2 separate regions of the Homo sapiens genome follow, and region 1 is linked to region 2. A link is a contact called in ENCODE Hi-C or POLR2A ChIA-PET data. All regions are on one chromosome and are shown on one strand. The core of a region is the stretch at or near the end of the contact, and the rest is flanking DNA. Distances in the headings are between cores, read along the strand shown.

Region 1 (5,348 bases), core at 1,074-3,573, 1.5 Mb after region 2:
CCAGGCCAGGGCCATCCCAGCTGAAGCACCACAGACATGATATAGATGCAAAGCACCAGGCACAGGAGGAGTGGGGACACCACCAAGCGGGGACCAAAGGCCCACGAGGGTATAGAGTATCTGCCAGAGCATACTAGGTCATGACAAAGACCAAAGGCATTCCAGACCACCAAGGAAGTCCAAAGGAGCTCCCCCAGAAACAGCCCAAGTCCCCAGATAAACTGACCCTTCCTCACCCAGCACACCCCCTTGGCCCTTTCTCACTCATGCTTCCAGTGGAGAAGGAAATAGACAAGCAGCCGGGTCTGAGAGCTTGATCAGATTCAGCCATACACACTCAGCAGTAAGCTCAGAGCCATGGCAATCAAACCTCAGGCTCACCCAAAGGCCAAAGGAGAAGCAGCCACAGCCTGGGTCTAGGGCTCCAGCTCAGAGCCACCATCTCTTCAGATGCTGGCTGCCAAGCAGAGCTATAAAATGTGCCTCGACTTAATTTTTCCATGGACACAACCTCAAGATGGGCCAGCCAGACTCTGGAGGAGCTGGGATTCCAAAGTCTCACTGCCTGTCTGCTCTGGGATCGGCAGCTGGAGTTGGGGAGAGGGAAGTATTTGGGGGTCGGCATTGCCACCTCCTGGGCCATTTCTCTTCCTAATATCTTCCCAAAGCCTGATGCAGCAACAGAGTAAGTTTTCATTCAGCACTGATTCAGGGTTGGAATTTAGTACAAATTGCTTACATCTGCCTGGCCATATCCCAAATAGGTAGTTTAGAGCAAGGAGGAGGGGCAGCATTGGCCCACTTCTTGGAGCCCGGGTAGCCGCCTGCTAAAGAATCTGGTGCCATGCTGGGACCAGCCAGCCCAGGGTACAAAACTCTCCAACAGAGTTGAGAAAAAACAGCCCAAGAGAGCTGCCAGAGACAATACAGCGATTCCATCCCAGGCATGATTGGAAGGGCTGGGGCAGGGAAGCTACGAAGACCCCAGAAGCGGGTGGAGAGGAGAAAAGGCAGGCCTGAAGGAGCAAGAGCAATGGCAGAAAACACACACACACACACACACACACACACACTTCAACATCAGCCAACTAGGGTGTGTGCACTAACCTCATACATTTGGTAACCTCTTCCCACAATCCAGAAGCCTGCCAAGCCCCTGGGCTCCCCACCCTACTCCACCCCACACCAGCTTGGCAGCCTTGCTTGTGCTTCCTGCTGCGATTGCTCCTCCAACATCAAAGTCACCGCTGTCGGGAGCTGAAAATGAGGGACAAGTATAGGCCAGGAGAGCAGCGCCTTCTCCCAGCACCGGCGAACTCAGGCCTGAGGGTCCCTCTCCCTCTTTCAAGCTTTCAGTCTCCTTTTGCTGCAGTATCCTTATAAGGGAGAATCCAATTCTACCCTCCGCCCGACTAAGAAACGTACACATTCCCCAGGCTAGATGCCGACTTCTCACCCAGTCCACAGAAGGCACTAACCCCATCACAGGACAGGTTTTGCTTTTTTTATTTCTTATCTTAAATAAACAAACCCCAAAGCCATTGACTGGTTCAGATCGCCCTGCAGCTGGGAGCCAGGAAGTGTGTTTAGCGAGAAGGGGGTGGGGACGCGGGTGCCTGGAGCCCCAGAGGCCCTGAAGCTGCTGGAGTGGAGTGGAGTGGGGTGAGGGGCAACCTGCTCTGCCCGGCGGGCAGGAGCTCAGGCTCCCACGGCGTCCGCCGCTCAGCCCGCCGCCAGGAACCCTCGGCTGCTTCCATTGTTGCACCTCCGCTGTTGCCATGTTGGAGGGAGAGCCCCCTGACCTCGGCTGCCTCCACTCTGGGGGCACTTTACAGACGCTGGGGCCGATGCAACCCGCAGGATGCGTGTCCTACCTGCGCTAGCTGCTGGCTCTGCTGCAACATCCGACGTGTCTTGTGCCTGGCGACGTGGGCTGCTCGCTCCGCGCCTCCCGGGCTCGCTCTGCGGCTCCAGGCGCCTCTTGCACCAGCGCGAGAGGAGCTGGCCGGCCGCACGCCGCCTGCTCCCGGGCCGCTCCCCTCTCCAGGCTCCGCACAGACCCTAGGCTCCAAGGGGCAGAGGGAGAGGCAGCAAAGGGCGCAAGGACCAGCTTGTGGGGGTGGGGAGGGGTGCTCTCCGCCGAGAGCGTGCGCGAGCTCGCAGAGTCAGGCCACCCCGGGTGAGACAATAGCGGCAGCAGCGGGCGAGAGAGGGGAAGCCATCTCCCGGACACCCGGCGCACTGCACGGCGACGCGACGCTCGGCCAGACCCTGCCTGGACAGGCAGGCACCCGGCCGCCGGCTCCAGCCGCAGCGCCGAATCCGCCGCGAGCCGGAGGGCGGGGCGGCTGCTGGAACCCGGGCCGCCCTTCGCCTCTCCCCTCCCCTTCCCCCTCCTCTTCTCTTCTCCTCTCCTCCTCTCCCCTCCGACTCCCGCCCCACTTGCCATTGCGTGGGGGAAGAGAAACGCGCTGGCGTCAAGTTGTGCTCTGCAACCCAAGAGCCAGGATTTCCACTCCCCACTTGGGTGAGGGTTTTTGCGGATGGTCGTTAGTTTCCCCTGCTGGAACCCCTTGGCTTTGGGTCAGAGGAAAGCTCAATCATTCTGCTAGAAATGACGGTGCTGAGGTCCAGTTATCCGTTTCAGGAATTTCTACCATAATTACGGTAGCGATGTTCGGGGGATCCCCTACCTTGAGGGTTAGGTTGGGGTAGAGAGAGGCTGTCTCCGGGCTTTACACGCTCAGTGTCATTCGTCTTTCTGTCTCCTTCCTTCCTCCCTTTCTGGAAGGGGAGTCTCGTTTGTTTTTGTATTCGCCCAGGTGGATCTTCCGAGCTGCGATCCAGGAAACAGCAGTCAACCTAAGTAGGGAGGGGAGATAGAGGATCCTCCAACCCAACTAGGGTAGTGAGAAAAAAAAGTAAAAAAAAAAAACCTTTCATACAATATGTTATATTTAAATTTTCTACTCTAAATACCTTTCTTCCAGCAGTGGTCTCTGGAAGAATTTTCCTAAAGGCTCCACCCAAAAGAAACCATGAGTTGGCCAGCTCCTCGTTTGCATTTGGTTTGCATAGTACCAACGATCACTAATCTCAAAGTATATTTTCCTAAAAACGTGAATCGTGTTTTCCTCCACTGCCCTCATTTCTTCTTTCTTTCTCGACAGACTATGAAGATTAACACCTGGTCCTCAGCCTCTCAAGTAAAACCATGATTAAATAAATTTGTTATGCTTTTCTCTGGTTAACTTGTCTTTTGTTATAGAAGTGTCGGCTGTGACTCTTATGATGGGGAGGAAAGGGATCACTCCCCTTTCTGATCCTACAGTGCCTTCTGTACCCAATGCTTGTGACTTTCAGTATTCCACTTCACCCTCTGAATATCAAGAATAGCGTCCTCACCTATCACGCTTTCGTAATGATCAAAGGAGAGAATGTAGGTGAAACATCTTGATAATTAACTGAAGGCAGCTTGGTCTGCACATATGTCATAATGTATATGATGCTACTCCTGATCTCAGGAGCCACAGGGGTTAAAAAACGTGTCCGTGCACTTCTTCACCATACAAATATTTATGACAGCTTACTCTGTGTCTGTCATCAGGTCAAGCTCAGGAGCCTGAGAGAACAGAGTGTTACAGGGGCCACTGGTGGTTCTTTTTTTTTTTTTTTTTTTTGAGACGGAGTCTTGCTCTGTCGCCCAGGCTGGAGTGCAGTGGCGTGATCTCGGCTCGCTGCAAGCTCTGCCTCCCGGGTTCACGCCATTCTTCTGGCCCAGCCTCCGGAGTAGCTGGGACTACAGGCGCCCGCCACTATGCCCAGCTAATTTTTTCTTTTTTTTTTTTTTTTTTTTTGTATTTTTAGTAGAGACAGGGTTTCACCGTGTTAGCCAGGATGGTCTCGATCTCCTGACCTTGTGTTCCACCCACCTCGGCCTCCCAAAGTGCTGGGATTACAGGCGTGAGCCACCGCGCCCGGCGACCACTGGTGGTTCTATGCTGCTGGGGTGAAAAGTCTGAAGGAAAGAACTAACAGGAAGTAGGCATAGGTAGCTGAGTGGAGGATCAGATCACAGGCTTTATCATGCATTTTGGTAAGGAAAAAATTGAATAAAGAGAAACCAGGGCATGCCAAAAAGTTTAGGTGCTGTAGGTGACAGAGAACCTGCTGTGCACAAATGGAACTGGGAAGTAGTGTGACCAGAAAAAGACTTCCTGGCATATTATAGAGAAGGATTTGGAAGATGCACTGCATGTCTTCCGTTTGCCCCTCCAGATCTTCCTGGCCCTCTGGCTTCCTAGACTGGGTTGGCCAATGGGGGCCATGGCTGAAGATTGAATAAGGAGGGAGGTCAGGGGAAACTGGATATTTATTCTTCAGGATTCCTCTCTTTGGGGTCACAGTGCGCTGGCTGCCACCCTCAACCAAAGATCACAGCTTCCACGGGTGGTTCTCTCTCCCCTCCCTCTCTCTTTTGTTTTTCTTTTTTTCTTTTTCTTGAGACCGAGTCTCACTCTATTGCCCAGGCTGGAGTGCAGTGGCTTACTGCAACCTCTGCCTCCCGGGTGCAAGCGATTCTCCTGCCTCAGCCTCCTGAGTAGCTGGGACTACAGGCGCATGCCACCATGCCCGGCCAAATTTTTTTTGTATTTTTAGTAGAGACAGGGTTTCACTTTGTTAGCCAGGATGGTCTCAATCTCCTGACCTCATGATCCACCCTCCTCAGCCTCCCAAAGTGCTGGGATTACAGGCGTGAGCCACAGTGCCAGCCCCCTCCCTCTCTCTTGATTCAGGTAATCACTCCCCTCCTTTGACTTTTCGGGCCTGGGGGTGGAAACATTGATTTGCTACTGGCCCTAGTAGATTGTACACTATTTCTTGTGGTTTTCCTGTACTCCGCCGACCCTTTATAAATTGTCCCCTTATTTTTTAACCTCTCCTCAAATTACCCCTCAAGTGCAGTGTGCCATTTGCTTTCTGCCAGGACCTAGTAACACAAGTCAGGAGTGCAGCCTGGGAGCTCAACAGAGAAACCATGGCTACGTTCCAGGTGGGAAATCAGGGAATCTCAAAACTGTGCCAGAGCTGTGGCAGTGGGGATGAAAAAAACGGAGCAGATACAAAAGATACTTATAAAGAGAAATCAATAGTATTTGATAAATATATAAAATGTAGGAAATTAGGGAAGAGGAGGACTCTGGAATTACTCCCCATTTGAAGCCTTAGAAATTGTTGGCAGGTGGTACCATTCCCTAAGTTAGGGACAATTAGAAAGACAGGGCCCAGGTGTTGGCAGAGGGATCTTGAGCTTAATTTTGAACATGTTGGGTTTGAGGTATCTGTGG
Region 2 (5,718 bases), core at 514-3,013:
GGATTTGTTCTCTGGTGGGCAGGAGTGGGGGTCGCAAGGTGCTCAGTGGGGGAGCTTTTTGAGCCAGGAAAAGGACTTTCACAAGGTAATGTCATCACTTAAGGAAGGACTGGCCATTTTCACTTCTTTTGTGGTGGAATGTCATCAGTTAAGGCGGGGCAGGGCATTTTCACTTTTGTGATTCTTCAGTTACTTCAGGCCATCTGGGCGTACACGTGCAAGTCACCAGGGATGCGGTGGCGTGGCTTGGGCTCAGAGGCCTGATAATACTAGCCCAGGGTCCTGCTCCCTTACAGTTCTGTAATCTTCACTCAGTGACTCGCTTCTGTCTCAATACAAAGGAAAGACGTTATTTTTTCTTTTTCTCCTTTTTTTTTTTTTGAGGCAGGGTATCGCTCTGTAGCCCAGGCTGGAGTGCAGTGGCGCAATCATGGCCCACTGCAGCCTTGACCTCCTGGACTCAAGTGACCTTCCTGCCTCTGCGATAGTTTTTCATGGATGCTTCTAGTAGTTTTTTGGAGGTATGGTGTGTTAGGAACAAACTGCCCCAAAAAGCTTCTTGGTACTGCCGACACTTCCCCCAAACCTCTCCGTGCTGCTCACTCCTCCCCCTAATGCTCTGCAACTCTTCTCCTTCCCCCAAGCCTCTTTACACTTCTAAGTCCTTATGAAGCCAGCAGACTTCACTTATCAGACCTTGCTGCAATAAACAAACCCCAATTACAAATCATCCGGACCGCACAGGGGAAGGTGATGGGAAGCATAAACAAACTTTACCTACACCCTCCTGTAATAAACGTCACAAGCTAATATGTGGCAAAATTAACCAGCAAACAACCCCAGGGTCTCTCTCCCCCATATAAACCCCTCATTTTGTAAGCTCAGGGGTGCCTCCTCTGTCTGTGGTGGAGCAGCCGTCAGGTTAATAAACTTCCTCGGCTGACCTTGGGTCTCTCTTTCGTCCTTTCTCTCGGCTAACCTTATATGGTGATAGATTGGAAACTTTTTTTTTTTTGAGACGGAGTCTTGCTCTGTCGCCCAGGCTGGAGTGCAGTGACCCGATCTCAGCTCACTGCAAGCTCCGCCTCCCGGGTTCATGCCATTCTTCCGCCTCAGCCTCCCGAGTAGCTGGGACTACAGGCGCCCGCCACCACGCCCGGCTAATATTTTGTATTTTTAGTAGAGACGGGGTTTCACCGTGTTAGCCAGGATGGTCTCGATCTCCTGACCTCGTGATCCGCCCGCCTCGGCCTTCCAAAGTACTGGGATTAGGGGCGTGAGCCACCGCGCCCGGCCGATTGGAAGCTTTTAAGAACTCCTTCTCCTATTTTGAGAATTCAGAAATTTATTTATAGCTTTCGTAAAATAGAGTGAAGACTCTTACAGACCTATGTTAGACTAGCAGGCGCTCAGTCTCTGTGGTCCGAGATAGAGCACGAAGATGACAGTGTATATGCATTTTGGTGCTGAAGTGGACCTGGAGTGTGGACAGAGGAGTTACTAAGAAGAATCCCGGAGACCAGGATGTAAACTCTCAATTCTAATCAACACAGGTGTGGGCTATGGTTCTGAGACACCATTCATCTCACACGAGGTACGGCGATACGCGACACCACCCAGTACAACAGCTCTCTCTCCACCTGGAACCCGGACCCAGCTTGATTCGCGGGTGCCGGATGATGACGTATCCTTGCACCTGGCGATGATTGGTTCGCGTGGAGAGGCGTCGTCCGACAACGCGACTCGGAACCCGGACCTATGTTCTCGCGAGAGTTAGCGGCCTCCGGTGTGGGATGGCCGCGGAGCCGGGCGGAGCTGGCTTGCGGCTCCCGGGGCCGGCTCTCCGGCCGGAGACATGGCCCGGGGGCCCGGCCCGCTAGGCAGGCCTCGCCCCGATACGGTCGCCATGCCCAAGAGAGGAAAGCGACTCAAGTTCCGGGCCCACGACGCCTGCTCCGGCCGAGGTGGGCGAGGGGGGCAGGGGCGCTGAAACATTTTGGGGGCTGGCGGCTGGGAGGGGGCTGGACCGTGCCGAGGTGAGCGCTCGCGTGCCCGCGGCTGGAGGGCGGCTCGGTCCGGGGGCCTGCAGCGAGGAGGAGGTGTTGGCGGGGAAGACGCTGACGAGAGAAGGCCTCTTCCTTGAGGGTTGGTGCTGTGTTGCAGTGACCGTGGCGGATTACGCCAACTCGGATCCGGCGGTCGTGAGGTCTGGACGAGTCAAGAAAGCCGTAGCCAACGCTGTTCAGCAGGAAGGTAAGCTTTGCGCGAGCCTTTAAAGACTCATGCCGCGAAGACAGAACTAGGTATTTTATTTCTGTTTTTCTTGCAGTCCTTTAGTCGTCTTCCTGTAACCGTGTTTGCTTTCGTTAGTGTTAACTTACATATTGGGGTGGAGGAGGATTAGTCAAGAGTAGCAGTTTCTGTAGCAGAAATATTTTCTTTCTTTCTTTGCATTTAAAAACATGTTTGCATACTTTTTAGTTTCCACTGCATTCTTCTTGGTTATTAATCTCTTTGCTGTAGTTCACATGTTTTACTCTGCAGTTTGCTTCCTTGTTTAATAACCTTGGAGTGTTCTTTTCCTTTTCTGGTGTTTCTCTTGCTTTCAGTCTGTTTACTCATGGGTCTGAGACTTGTGTTTTATGACACCTACTGCCTCCAGCTCAGGACCAGGATTAAATTGGATTCAATTTGTCTCAAACATTTCTCTGTAGACCTTATGAGAATACAAATCAGCTTTTATCCTGCAGGGTTTATAGTGGAAAAATTGTACACACCTTTTTTCTTCAGGGCTGAAAAAAGGAGTTTCTGCAACTTTGGAGTCAGTTTGCCCATTGCTTTCCTTTTTTTTTTTTTTTTTTGTATTTAAAATACTAAAATCTTTATTTTTTTTGGTGACAGATTCTCACCTTTCTCTCTCAACGATGTTTTTTTTCCCCCCTTTCCTGAATGGATGCTGATACCTTGGCTAAGTTGTTTGTATTTCTGGGTGGAGCTGTGTGCCATCTCATTCTCCTTTTATTTTCTTCTAGTAAAATCTCTTTGTGGCTTGGAAGCCTCTCAGGTTCCTGCAGAGGAAGCTCTTTCTGGGGCTGGTGAGCCCTGTGACATCATCGACAGCAGTGATGAGATGGATGCCCAGGAGGAAAGCATCCATGAGAGAACTGTCTCCAGAAAAAAGAAAAGCAAGAGACACAAAGGTATGGAGCTTGTTCTCTTTTGGTTTATTAGACCTGCCTGTGGTGACAAATTGAAGATGTTACTTTCCCAGTAGCACAGGAGGAGATATAAGACGTGATACCAGGAGAGTTTAAAGAAAACTTGGCTCTCCCTAAGAACCTTGGTAGTGGGCCGGGATTTAATACACCTGGGCTTTCTTTTTTCTTTTGTCTGAATTCGAGAGGGAAAGAGATTAGTACGTGTTAGTAGAGTTCTGGAGCTGTGAACTGGACTCTAGTAGCCCTTCATTGAGAACATGTTATTATCAGGTAAAAACCCATAAGGCAATGTGAAAATAAAAGGCCTTTGCATTTCTGGATTTCTGAATGTGTAAGGAAGCAGAGATGTAACCAAAAAATGTTTTCCAAAGTATGTGGATTTTACGTTAACTAGTTTTGTTACACACAAACATAGACATTATCGTGGGCTTTTAAGTGCTCTGCAATTAGTAATGTCTGCTTTATGTCTAATAAGTATTGTGGGAAATAGAAAAGTAGGTGATTTTTTTATATCCTAATGGCAATGAAATGTACACAAATGAAACAAAGAATAATAAACTGATGATAATATAACGTGCCAAACCATCATTCAGATTCTGGGTTTTCCTTCAGACTTAATGAGTCAGAATCTCTTGGGGTGGAACTCAGAATTTTTATTTATTTATTTTTTTGAGACAGGGTTTTGGTCTCTTGCCTGGGCTGGAGTGTAGTGGAAAGATCATGGCACACTGCAGCCTTGACTTCCCAGGCTTAAGCGATCCCCCCATCTTAGCCTTTTGAGTAGCTGGGACTACAGGTGCTATGCCATCATGCCTGCTAATTTTTTCTATTTTTTGTAGAGACAGGGGTCTCACTATGTTGCCTAGGCTAGATTTGAGCTCCTGGGCTCAAGCAGTCCACCCACCTTGGCCTCCCAAAGTGCTGAGATTACAGGCATAAGCTACCATGCTTAGCCCAGAATTTTTAAAGCTAAAGTGGTTCTGATGATCAGCTACGTTTAGGTGAAAGCCGATAAATAATGGTGAGGCCAGGCATGGTGGCTCACGCTTGTAATCCCAACACTTTGGGAGGCTGAGGTGGGCAGATCACAAGGTCAGGAGTTCGAGACCATCCTGGCCATTATGGTGAAACCCTGTCTTTACTAAAAATACAAAAATTAGCTGGGCGTGGTGGTGTGCACCTGTAGTCCCAGCTACCAGGGAGGCTGAGGCAGGAGAATCGCTTGAACCTGGGAGGCGAAGGTAGCAGTGAGCCGAGATTGCATTGCACCACCACATCTCCAGCCTGGTGACAGAGCAAGACTCTGTCTCAAAAAAAAAAAGAAAAAAATAATAGTAAATGATGTATGTATTTTTGGTCTCAGATTTACCAGCACTTTCACCTGTACCTGAGAATCAGATAATAGATATTTTTATTTGTTAAAGTATATTGAAGTAATAAGTTAATGAAATTAATGGTATGATTGCTTTGGAATTATTCTAGTTATTGTTAGTCATATCCCTCTTTTTCAGGATCCCAAAATTAAAACAGGTCGAGCATTCCAAATCTGAAAAGCTCCAAAATTTGAAATTTTTGGAGCAATGACATGATGCTGAAAGGAAATGCTTATTGGAGCACTTTGGATTTCTGATTTTCGATTAGGGCTGCTCGACCAATAAGTACGGTCAAGATATTCCAAAATGCGGGAAAAGCCAAAATCTGAAACACCACTGGTCCTGAGCATTTCTGATAAGGGATACTCAACCAGTATTGACATTCTTCATACTTCTTTGTCCTTAATTTTTCACTTGAAATCGCTACTTATCACCATTCTATTAGGGATTTATCTTCTTGTTGTTTTGGACTTGTTCCACAGAATGGCTTTGACTTAAAACAAAAAATTGAGATAAAATTTATTCCTTTAAAGTGTACAATTCAGTGGTTTTAGCATATTCACAGAGTTGTGCAACCATCAACATGGTCTAAGTTTAGAACATTTCCATTACTCTAAAAAGAAACCCCATACTTATTAGCATCCCTTCTCATTCCAAACCCTCCTCCAGCCCTTGGAAACCACTAATCTACTTTCTGTCTCTACAGACTTACCTATTCTGACATTTCATGTAAATGGAATCATACAATATATAGTCTTTTGCATGTAGCTTCTTTCATTTAGCATAATGTTTTCAAGGTTCATCCATACTATGCATGTATCAGTATCTCATTCTTTTTTATTCCTTTTTATTTGGCTGCTATGAATAATGCTGCTGTGAACATTCATGGACAAGTTTTTCTGTGGACATAGGTTTTTTTAGTTTTGGTTAGATAGGAGTGAAATTGCTGGATTATACAGAAACTCTATGTTTAACTTTTGGAGGAATTGCCAAACTGTTTTCCAAAGTGTGTGCATCGTTTTATATTTCCACCAGCAGTGTATAAGAGTTCCAGTTTCTCTACATCCTTATCAACACTTGTTATTGTCTGACTTTTAAAATTATAATGGATGTGGATTGGTATCTAT

Evidence for each region. Hi-C counts contacts between places; a loop is a spot of excess contacts on that map. ChIA-PET counts read pairs that join two places held with the same protein, here RNA polymerase II (POLR2A). Pooled maps may share reads with other maps.
Region 1: a loop to region 2 is called in a pooled map, with 5 times the contacts of the local background. The contact joins the promoter of PIK3C2B here to the promoter of TMEM183A in region 2. A Hi-C loop is called at or near these places in 1 of 37 single-sample maps with no recorded cell type and 8 of 50 pooled maps. POLR2A ChIA-PET finds 5 or more read pairs at or near these places in 1 of 52 experiments (PC-9).

Annotation. Positions count from the first base shown.
Region 1 is chr1:204,492,482-204,497,829 of GRCh38, forward strand. PIK3C2B (phosphatidylinositol-4-phosphate 3-kinase catalytic subunit type 2 beta) reads right to left here and starts at 2,324. Exons shown (of 33, transcript NM_001377334.1): 1 at 1,875-2,324. It overlaps LOC124904584 (translation initiation factor IF-2), which reads left to right. Exons shown (of 2, transcript XM_047439554.1): 2 at 1,695-3,251. The coding sequence ends at 2,715. RefSeq lists silencers at 365-444, 2,004-2,473 and enhancers at 1,514-1,703, 1,774-1,903.
Region 2 is chr1:203,005,611-203,011,328 of GRCh38, forward strand. TMEM183A (transmembrane protein 183A) reads left to right here and starts at 1,764. Exons shown (of 8, transcript NM_138391.6): 1 at 1,764-1,964; 2 at 2,164-2,253; 3 at 3,033-3,200. The coding sequence starts at 1,856. It also overlaps the pseudogene MGAT4FP. RefSeq lists enhancers at 1-341, 983-1,112, 1,116-1,890, 1,891-2,663, a cis regulatory region at 93-442 and a silencer at 1,823-2,072.